Regions from separate parts of the Homo sapiens genome. Here region 2 is linked to region 1. Evidence: read pairs that join two places in POLR2A ChIA-PET (ENCODE). Cell type or tissue: MCF 10A. All regions are shown on one strand. Links, peaks and the distances in the headings refer to the core of each region. The heading gives the core; the rest is flanking DNA.

Region 1 (5,389 bases), core at 319-5,318:
TTAAACAAACCTACCACCACTTTCAAGTTGGGTCAGCCTACATCTGAACCACAGCCCGTTTCCTTCTGGGAATACACTGTCAAGTGGTTTGATATATTACCAAGCCACAGTTGTCCAACTGGCATGCCCACTCTGTCCTAAAAAGAAGGATGTTCCAGCCCTGCTTTGTATCAGTTAGGAGATAGATCCCAAGGAATTGGGCACATGCATCCATGAATATATTTCTTCTTCTTTTTTTTTTTTTTTTTTTTTTTTTTGCAATGGGGTCTTGCTCAGCCCAGGCTGAAGTGCAGTGGTACAATCTCAGCTCACTGCAGCCTCAACCTCCTGGGCTCAAGCGACTCACCCACCTCAGCTGCCAAACTAGCTGGGACTACAGGTGCACACTACCATGCCCAGCTAATTTTTAAACTGTTTCATACACACAGGAGTCTTGCTGTGCTGCTCAGGTGGTCTCGAATTCCTGGCCTCAAGTGATCCTCCTGACTCAGCCTCCCCAGGTATTGGGATTACACGTGTGAGCCACCATGCCCAGCCCATGAATATATTTCTGATAGAAATATACATTCATATATTCATAGATTGAACATACATTTGGGGGCTGGGCATCTGGCTCTCGCCCAGCACTTTGGGAGGCTGAGGCAGGTGGATTGATTGAGCACAGGAATTTGAAACCAGCCTGGGCAACATGGCAAAACCCTGTCGCTATATATAAAAAATAATAATAATAATACAAAAAATTAGCTGAGCATGGTGGTGTGTACCTCTGTAGTCCTAGCTACTCGGGAGGCTGAGGTGGGAGGATAGACTGAGCCTGGCAGGTCAAGGCTGCAGTGAGCCATGATTGTGTCGCTGCACTCCAGCATGGGCCACAGAGCAAAACTCTATCTCAAAAAAAAAGACAAAAATTAAAAAAAGAAACATACATTTGGGCTGTCCATTGTTTTGTAGGTCCAGGTCTACTTTTCTATTAATATCAGTAGGGACTGATTGAACACAAGAGAACATGTTCTATCTTCCAAAGTTCACTAGCTTCCCAGCGTTGACCTGAAATTGGGGGGGACAACAATAGTGCAAGCTATTTTATGAACTATTTTCATATTGTGCATACAGTTTAGGAGTATAGTAAGGTACAGTTTAGGAGTATACTATACATTTTAAGCCCCTCAACGGCCCCTCAGACCTAAACTCCACATGAAGTTTTCTAATGAAATTCTAAAAATAGTCAGTTTACAGAAGTTCGCCATTGTTTAGCAGGGTCTGGCCAAAATTCAAAGAATGACCTATTCCAACCATCTGACTTGTTAGTTCATTTGGTAAGGAGCTACAAGTGATGTGAATATTTCCTGCTATTCCACCCTCTACCACCTGCCTGCTCATGATCAACTCCTACTGACTTCTATGCCTTCATTTATTTGAAATTTATGTCATCAGGCTTTACTTCTCACCCAGCATACATCATCCTTTTCTCCATTTGCCTGTCACCCTCAGCTTTGACACCAATATCTTCCCTACTCCTTTACACCTCCCACCCAACCCCTCATGTATATTAATGTATGCAGGAAGATGTCTAAAGTGGTCTTCAGTTCTACACACCCACGCCCCCATACCCCAAGACACCATTCCAGTTAAGGTCCCCCGCTGTTTACCTGGCAGACCTGCTGTATGAGTATCTTCACTAGACTGCAGCTCTTTGAGGGCAGGGCTGATAGCAATGCTGGGCATCCCTCAGTGGCCATTGTCCACCTGAGGATCTCCCCAGGTGCCCACCCTCCATCCTTCTCCATGCCTCTCTAAAACGCTGAAAGCCTGGCCCTCCCAGACTGCATCACCTCCGGGTGCCTCTCATGTCCTCTAGCTTCCTGTAGGGTTTGGCAAATGGGAGTCACTGTCAGGAGATCAAAAAGACTCCCTTCCTGCTTCCCTTCTGCTCTGGCATAATCTCTCCTCCAAGATCCTTTCCTCCTGCTCCTTTAAAGCCTACAGGTAGTAATAGTTTCCCACTGTTGCTACTACACCATGGGCACTTCACCATGCTTTGTTGATTCATTTGGCTCGTTAGATACTAGGAACGCTGGGAGCTACAAAATCTCATTCAGCAACTAGTTAAAGCTTCTGACACAAAGTGGATGCCCAATAAAATGAATTAAAGAGTGAGTGAATATTAGAGCCAGGAGCTGTAGCATGCACCTGTAATCCCAGCTACTTGAGAGGCTGAGGCGGGAGGATCACTGGAGACCGGGAGTTCAAGGCTGCAGTGAGCAATGATCATTCCTGTGAATAGCCACTGCACCCCATTCTGGGCAACATAGTGAGACCCTGTCTCTAAAAAAAAAATAATAATTAGTGAATATTAGATAGAAACTTGAAATAAAAGATAAAGTTTTTGCATGTTGGGAGGTTTGTCATGAAACTCTTAAATGGGAAAGCTGAATAGTGCTTGGCCAAAGATGGATCATTACAAGGGATCTTACCAGCAGTTCCAGGCCCTCTCATTCCACATTCGCTGATTGGGCTGTTTCAAGGGGCATGGTCAAATTTAGTAGCAGTCCAAAATTGAAATTTACTTTGCTGTCTGCTATGATGGCTAGGTTTACATTGTCTGTCATCATTAGAGGAAATATATAGGGACAGAACAAAAATACATTTATTAAGAAAGAGAACAGTGCACCAGTCAGCAGAAAGACTATAGTTATAAGACACATGAAAAGAAAAAGTTAATTCCTTGGAAAAGAGCTTTCTATTTTAAGAAGATGAACAAAATAAGAGAGGTCCTTAAGTGATAGCTAATGAAGACACTTCCCAGGCATCCTCAATGGCTGTGGCTTTTCAGATGTCAACCGAAAACAAAATCCATTACAAAGCGTAGCATCCAAGTTGGATATGGGTTGCTTATTTTGTTCTGTGGTCAGCCTTTGCTGAACATAGCAGTCTAAACCAGAGCCACAGAGCTGTGAGTGGTCCTTGTCTGTAAAATGCACTTGGACTGTCCTCGGTGACCCTAATTGCATGACTTGGCAAGAACAACAATTAAATAGGATATTTTGGACCAAATTCTCTCAGAGTACATTATTTTCTCAAGGTAACCTGAGTTTTGGGGTGACACACACAGTGTAACCAAAAGTGCCACTTTGCGAGGGTTTGCTAACTGATGTCCTCGTAACCTCCAAAATCAATTTCAGGGCATTGCAGAGTCAACACATCAATGTTCCCCTGCCTGCATTTGGGGCACTTGCTGGCTGAGTCACCTGCAGGAGTGTTCTGGAGTTGCCTCTTAGTAGATCATGAGAGCCAATTGCTAAATTTTCAGGAATTTTGCAAGCTGGTTGACACCTCATCGGTAGCTTGAAATTGGAAACGGTGAGAGTATCTACACCACAAGAATGATAAACACTACAAAGGAAGACATTTCTCTCCTAGAAAGTCAGCTGTTGGCCAAGCATTGTGGCTCATGCCTGTAATCCCTGCACTTTAGGAGGCCGAGATAGGAGGACTGCTTGAGCCCAGGAATTCAAGACCAGCCTAGGCAACATACAGAGACCTCATCTCTACCAAAAAAAAAAAAAAAAAAAAAATTCACCAGGTGTGGTGCCATGCACCTGTAGTCTCTGCTACTCAGGAGGCTGAGGTGGGAGGATCACTAGAGCCCAAGAGGTCAGGGCTGCAGTAAGCTATGATCGCACCATTGCATGCCTGCTCTGGTGACAAAGTGAGACCCCATCTTAAAAAGAAAAAAAAAAGTCAGTTGTTAAACATTTACTAACCTCACATTACCTATGAATAATACCATATCTCTGGTGATGGAAATTTTGGCATTCTTTCCTCAGTCTCATTAAGCTCAAAGAGAGTCTTCCTAAGTGTATTGTTTAACATGGAACCCTAAATTTAAATGCTAAGTTTTAAAAAATTAGACTAGAATTAGAGTATATAGCCTGAGAACATGGTTTGTTTTCATTTCTAGTTGGCTCAAGATGTTTCTGAAAAATAATTTATAATAAATTGCCTTATAAAGTTAAAATGCCTTCCAAAATTTTATAAGTCAATTTCAAAAACTAGGGAAGTCAGCCAGTAAATAAAGAGAGAAAGAGATTTATCTCAAAATAGTTTCAGCACCGCTAGAGGAATCTGTCTCTGTTTCAGTGGAAAAGGAGGCAGTTACTCCTAGCTAATCTCAATATTTTCTTTCCCCTGGAATAATGGCTGACCACTGGCTCTGTTGTTTTTGGCCAACTCCTCTACTGAAACAAAAATTTTGTAACTGCAGTGACCTAACTTGGGAAACAATTTTATAACATTTTCTAGGAACCACAAATCATTTGTTTCATTCTTTCTGAAGACCAACAGTGGCGGTAAGCAGAGAGTGTCTTTTGCCGTGTAACAAAGAAAAAACTTGATAAAGTCAGCAGCCAGAAGAGCATTTCAGTTCAAAGAAGGGTCATCCAGAGCCCATGAAATGTTGTCTTTCACATTAGGAATGAATATGCCTCACACAGCGTCATGACCGACTAAAACCCTGGATCAATCCAACTTGTTATTAGAGCATAAATGGTGACCTTTATTTATCACACAATGAATTTTAAGCTGGGAAGCCAGTTTTAAGAAAAACAGCAGCAACAGTGTTAGCTGCAAAAACATTTTAGAAGAGCTAGGAGAAAATAAAACATTATTGAACTTCTTCATGTGGCTAGAAAAAAAAAACCTTCTGGCATGTGACTCAGATTTCCATTGGGTGAATGCAGACTCATCCAAGTTATGCAACATTATTACTGTTGATAGGTTACAAAAAATCTATCAGCTCATCTATCAGAAAAATCCACCAGCAAAATGCCCTCAAAAGCTTATGAAATATGTACCAGTGAAGATATGCGAAGCAACTTGATATGCTGTTGTAGGACATGTGGTCATGAAAACTATGTCCGCTTAAGTTAAATAGTCTGGATTTAAATCCTTCATGACCCATTAGCTACATGACTTACACAAGACACTGAACCTCTCTAAGCCTCACATGCTTCATGTATAAACTGGACGTGATAGAAGTTCCCAAAAGAGTTGTTGTGAGACTTAAATGTTGTCTGGCATATGGTAAGTGCTTAACAAATATCTGCCTTTATTTTTTGCACATGGTCTATGTTTATTTTAAGCATCCGTCTTAGCTTGAAGTCCCCCAGAAGCCAACTCCGTGGCAAGGATTTGAGTACAAGTAATGTATTTTGGACATGATCCCAGGACACCAGTAGAAGAGTGGGGAAGTGAGATGGGGAAGGGAAAGTAGCCAATGATGGCAGGGTGACCACCATCACCATGGGGGCAACTGGATCTCAACATATCTAAGGGTTCTAGGAGACAGAGTAGAATGCATCACAGAGATATCCCAGGCAAGGGACGCGAA
Region 2 (5,389 bases), core at 246-5,245, 440 kb after region 1:
GCCTCTCTAGTAGCTGGGATTACAGGCGCCTGCTACCATACCCAGCTCATTTTTGTATTTTTCATAGAGACGGGGTTTCACCATGTTGGCCAGGCTGGTCTCAAGCTCCTGACCTCAGGAGATCTGCCTGCCTCGGCCTCCCAAAGTGCTGGGATTACAGGTGTGAGCCACTGTGCCCGACCCCACTGAATTTTTAATGGGTAATATGCTATTAAGAGTAACTCCCCACACCCACTCTGTATTGAACCTCTGTTTAAAAAGCTCCTGTGTTCCTGAGATATTGTATGACCATATGTACAATCATTTGTCCCCACACTCATTTTTTAACACAAGATGATATACCCTGCTTTTTTCCACTTAAAAAAATTATTTAAAAAAAAATCAGGCTGGGCGCAGTGGCTCACACCTGTAATCCCAGTACTTTGGGAGGCCAAGGCAGGCAGATCACGAGGTCAGAAGATTGAGACCATCCTGGCTAACACGGTGAAACCCCATCTCTACTAAAAATACAAAAAGTTAGCCAGGCATGGTGGCAGGCGCCTGTAGTCCCAGCTACTTGGGAGGCTGAGGCAGGAGAATGGCGTGAACCCGGGAGGCGGAGCTGGCAGTGAGCTGAGATCACGCCACTGCACTCTAGCATGGGTGACAGAGTGAGACTCCATCTCAAAAAAAAAAAAAAAATCTTTTATTAGTTTATATAGATCTGTAACATTCTTTTCTCATGTAATAATTTTCCACCACCCACAATTAACACTTAACACTGGTGCATTTGCTTAAAACTTTTTTTTTCCTTATCCCTGTGATTACATGGAGATCTTTTTTTTAAAGAAATATAATATTACAGATTAACCCCAAATTCTGTTGAACCACCCGTGGCCAAAGGCGATTGCTGTTTTAAGTTTGGCACTACCTCCTTCTAGTCTGCCTTCTACGCTCTTTTTTGTTCTTTTCTTTTTTTAATGACCAATGATCTGTGACACAGCATCAGGAGAACCTAAGAATATGTGCCCTCTATACTCTTAGCACACACATAATGCTATGTATAATACACATGCATAGGCAGCACTTATGTATGATTTCATGCAGAACTGTGACAGTCATAATATACAGACATCTCTAGATACACAGCATCACAAAGCTAGTAAGATATTGGGCTCAGGAGCCAGCTGCTTGAGTTTGGATTCTGGCTTGGCTTTTCATCTTAACCTTAGATTAATTACTTAGTCGCTCTCTGTCTCAATTTATTCATCTTTAAGATAAGACAAATGGTAGTACCTACCTTGTTATAAAATGAGATATTCCCTGAAGAGTGCTTAATGCATACTATGTATTCAGTAGATGTTACATTATTATTTTGATCTACTTCTTTTTTTACTTTTTTATAGAAATAATTCTTGCTGTGTTGCCCAGACTAATCTAGAACTGGGAAGGAAGTATGATCCTCACCTCAGCCTCCCAAAGTGCTGGGATTACAGGCGTGAGCCACCTTGCCCAATCTACTACTCGTGTGTGTGTGTGTGTGTGTGTGTGTGTGTGTGTGTGTCAGAGTCTCGCTCTATTGCCCAGGCTGGAGTGCAGTGGCACAATCTGGACTCACTATAACCTCCGCCTCCCAGGTTCCAGCAATTCTGCCTCGCCCTCCTGAGTAGCTGGGATTACAGGTGCCTGGCTAATTTTTTTTGTATTTTTAATAGAGACAGGGTTTTGCCATGTTGGCCAGGCTTGTTTCGAACTCCTGACCTAAGGTGATCCACCCATCTCAGCCTCCCAAAGTGCTGGGATTACAGACTTGAGCCACTGCACCTGGCCCTACTTCTCTCTTAACTCGTTTTTTGTATTCTTTTGTATGAATGAGCCTTACCCATTTCCCTATTGGGAACACTCAGATTATTTCTAGTTTTCCACAATTACAAACAGTGCTGCAGCAAATGTGCCTCTTTGTATATTACAGAGCTGTTCTAGGCAGATGCACAGATTCATTTGTTTATTTATTTTTTTTCTTGAGACGGAGTTTCACCCTTGTTGCCCAGGCTGGAGTGAAATGGTGCGGCACCGCAACTTCCACCTCCTGGGTTCAAGCGATTCTCCTGTCTTGTACTCCCAAGTGGCTGAGATTACAGGCATGTGCCACCATGCTCAGCTAATTTTTTGTTTTTAGTGGAGACAGGGTTTCACCATGTTGGCCAGGTTGGTCTCGAACTCCTGACCTCAGGTGATCCACCCACCTCAGCCTCCCAAAGTGCTGGGATTACAGACATGAGCCACCATGCCTGGCCTGTTTGTTTTAGACGTGTGATATATGCAGTTACAATCCATTTAGTTGGTCTGAAGTAGACCCGGACATGACTGCTTCTTAAATCTCCCAGGCACTTGTCACTTCACTTGTACTCAGGATATCAAGCCATTGCTATCCTATACTTTAGGAAGGTTGCTGGGTCAAGGGTATGCATTTTAAATTACCAAGAATATGAGTGAATACATTTAACAATACAGTGTTAGTAATTTTGATAACATTGTATTTTTAATTTGCATGTCACATAAGTGAGACTGAGCATCTTTTCATTTAAGAGCTATTTGTGAACTGTTACTGTACTTTTAATTTGGGTTTACGCTACTATGATGTTAAAAAATGTTTTTGACTGACAATAATTATATATATTTATAGGCTACAGTATGATATTTTGATATATGTATACCTAATGGAAAGATTAAATAAGCTAATTATCATATCCATCACTTCACCTATTTATCATTTTTTGGTGGTGAGAATCTTTAAAATCTACTCTTTTAGCAACTTTTAAATATACAATGCATTATTAAATATGGTCACCATGCTGTGCAACAGATCACTAAAATTTATTCTTCTGACCTAACTGAAACCTCTTACCCTGGGATCAGCATCTCCCCTTTCCTCTTCCCCACTCTCCATCCCTATCCTCTTGTAATCACCATTCTACTCTCTCTCTTTCTGAGTTCGACTTTTTTAGATTCCACATATAAATGAAATCATGCAGTATTTGTCTTTTTGTGCCCAGCTTATTTCACTCAGCAAAATGTTCACCATGTTCACCCATGTCACAAATGACAGAATTTCCTTCTTTTTAAAGGCTATGTAGTGTTCTATTGTGTGTGTGTGTGTGTGTGTGTGTGTGTGTGTGTATCCACATTTTCTTTATCCATTTATCCATAGATGGACACTTAGGTTGTTTCCGCATCTTGGCCTTTGTAAATAATGCTTCAGTGAACCTGGGATTGCAGGTGTCTCTTCAACATACTGATTTTAATTCGTTTGGCTATATATCCAAAAGTAGGATTCCTGGATCGTATAGTAGTTCTGGTTTCAGTTTTTAGATGTTTTAGTTTTCTGAGGAACCTCCATGATGTTTTCTCAAATGGCTATACTAATTTACATGCCCACCAACAGTTTATCAGGGTTCTCTTTTCTGCAGTCCTCACCAACACTTACCTTTTGTCTTTTTGATAATAGCCATTCTAACAGGCATGAGGTAATAATAGCCCAGTGTGATTTTGATTTGTCTTTCACTAATGATTAGAGATATTGAGCATATTTTCATCTATCTGTTGGTCATTCATGTCTTCTTTTAAGAAATATTCATTGAGCTCCTTTGCCCATTTTTTAATCAAGTTATTTGTTTTGTTACTATTTAGTTGTTTGAGTTCCTTATATACTTTGGATATTATCCCCTTATCAGATAGGTGGTTTGCAAATATTTTCTCCCATTCTGTGGATTGTGTCTTCACTGTTGTTTCCTTTGTTATGCAGAAGCTTTTTATTTGGATGTATATGTCTGTTTTTGCTTTTGTTACCTGTGCTTTTGGGCTTCTGAGAAATCATGGCTCAGATCAGTGTTGGGGAGCTTTTCTCCTGTTTTTTTTCTAGTAGTTTTACAGTTTCAGGTCTTAAATTTTAAGTTGATTTTTGTATGTGGTATGAGATAGGGTACAATTTCATTCTTATGCAAGTCGATACCCAGTTTTCCTAACACAATTGACAAAACATTCCCCATTGTTCGTTCTTGGTACCTTTATTGAAAATCAATTGACTGTAAATTCATGGTTTTGTTTCTGGGCTATCTGTCCTGTTCCATTGGTTTAAGGTGTCTGCTTTTATGCTATTATCATGCTGTTTGATTATAACAGCTTTACTTTATACAGCCATGTTCCACATAACAATATCTCAGTCAACGACAGACTACATGTAAACAGTGGTCCCATAAGATTATAATGGAGCTGAAAAACTCCTATCATCTAGTGATGTTATGTTATAGTGCAACATACTACTCGTGTTCGTGGTTATGCTGGTATAAACTAACCTCCTATTCAGTCATATAAAAACAGCACATACCATTATGTACACTACAGTATATAATTGATAATGGTAATAAACAACTATTACTGGCATAAGCTGGTATATAACCAGCTTATAAACAACTATTACTGGCATATTACTGGTATTTACTATGATTCTGACCCTGTGTAGGCCTAGGCTAATGTGTATGTTTGTGTCTTAGTTTTTAACAAAGGTTTAAGGGGTAAAAAATAATTTTAATAATAGAAAAAGCATGTAGAATAAAGATATCAAAAAAGAGGCCGGGGCATGGTGGCTCACACCTGTAATCCCAGCACTTTGGGAAACCGAGACAGGTGGACCACTTGAGGTCAGGAGTTCGAGACCAGCCTAGGCAACACGATGAAACTCCGTCTTTGCTACAAATGCAAAAAATTACCCGGGTGTGGTGGCACATGCCTGTAATCCCAGCTAGTCTGGAGGCTGAGGTAGGAAGATTGCTTGAACCCGGGAGGTGGGGGTTGCAGTGAACCAAGGTTGCACCACTGCACTCCAGCCTGGGTGACAGAGCAAGACTTTGTCTCAAAAAAAAAAAAAAAAAAAAAGAAAAGGAAAATATTTCTGTATAGTTGTACGATGTGTTTGTTTTAAGATAAGTATTATTACAAGAGTCAATAAATTAAAGAAGTGGCCGGGCATGGTGGCTCATGCCTGTAATCCCAGCACTTTGGGAGGCCAAGGTGGGTGGATCACCTGAGGTCAGGGGTTTGAAACCAGCCTGGCCAAAATGGCAAAACCCCATCTCTGCTAAAAATACAAAATTAGCCAAGCGTGGTGGTGCATGCCTGTAATCCCAGCTATTTGGGAGGCTGAGGCAGGAGAATCGCTTGAACCTGGGAGGTGGAGGTTGCAGTGAGCCAAAATTGTGCCATTGCACTCCAGCCTGGGCAACAAGAGTGAAACACCATCTCAAAATAATTAAAGAAGTTTATACAGTAAAAAAGTTACAGTAAGCTAAAGTTAATGTATTATTGAAGAAAGAAAAACGTTTTTTATAAATTTAGTGTAGCGTAAGTGTAC

What was found. Peaks named below come from ENCODE experiments on the same cell type or tissue, not always from the same donor. Only the 100,000 strongest peaks of a DNase experiment are listed, where the experiment ranks them.
Region 2: POLR2A ChIA-PET joins it to region 1 with 5 read pairs; 2 of 35 experiments call an interaction of 5 or more read pairs at or near these places.

The regions. Positions count from the first base shown.
Region 1 is chr20:17,538,875-17,544,263 of GRCh38, forward strand. It overlaps a transcript of BFSP1 not described here. Among named protein-coding and RNA genes, the nearest start is that of BFSP1, 10 kb to the left of the region's middle. In MCF 10A, for the core only: no CTCF peak of the experiment used is centred there; DNase peaks (open chromatin) are centred at 3,337 and 4,287.
Region 2 is chr20:17,980,144-17,985,532 of GRCh38, forward strand. The region is part of intron 3 of MGME1 (mitochondrial genome maintenance exonuclease 1); the gene reads left to right. Among named protein-coding and RNA genes, the nearest start is that of MGME1, 14 kb to the left of the region's middle. RefSeq lists an enhancer at 3,269-4,222. In MCF 10A, for the core only: no CTCF peak of the experiment used is centred there; no DNase peak of the experiment used is centred there.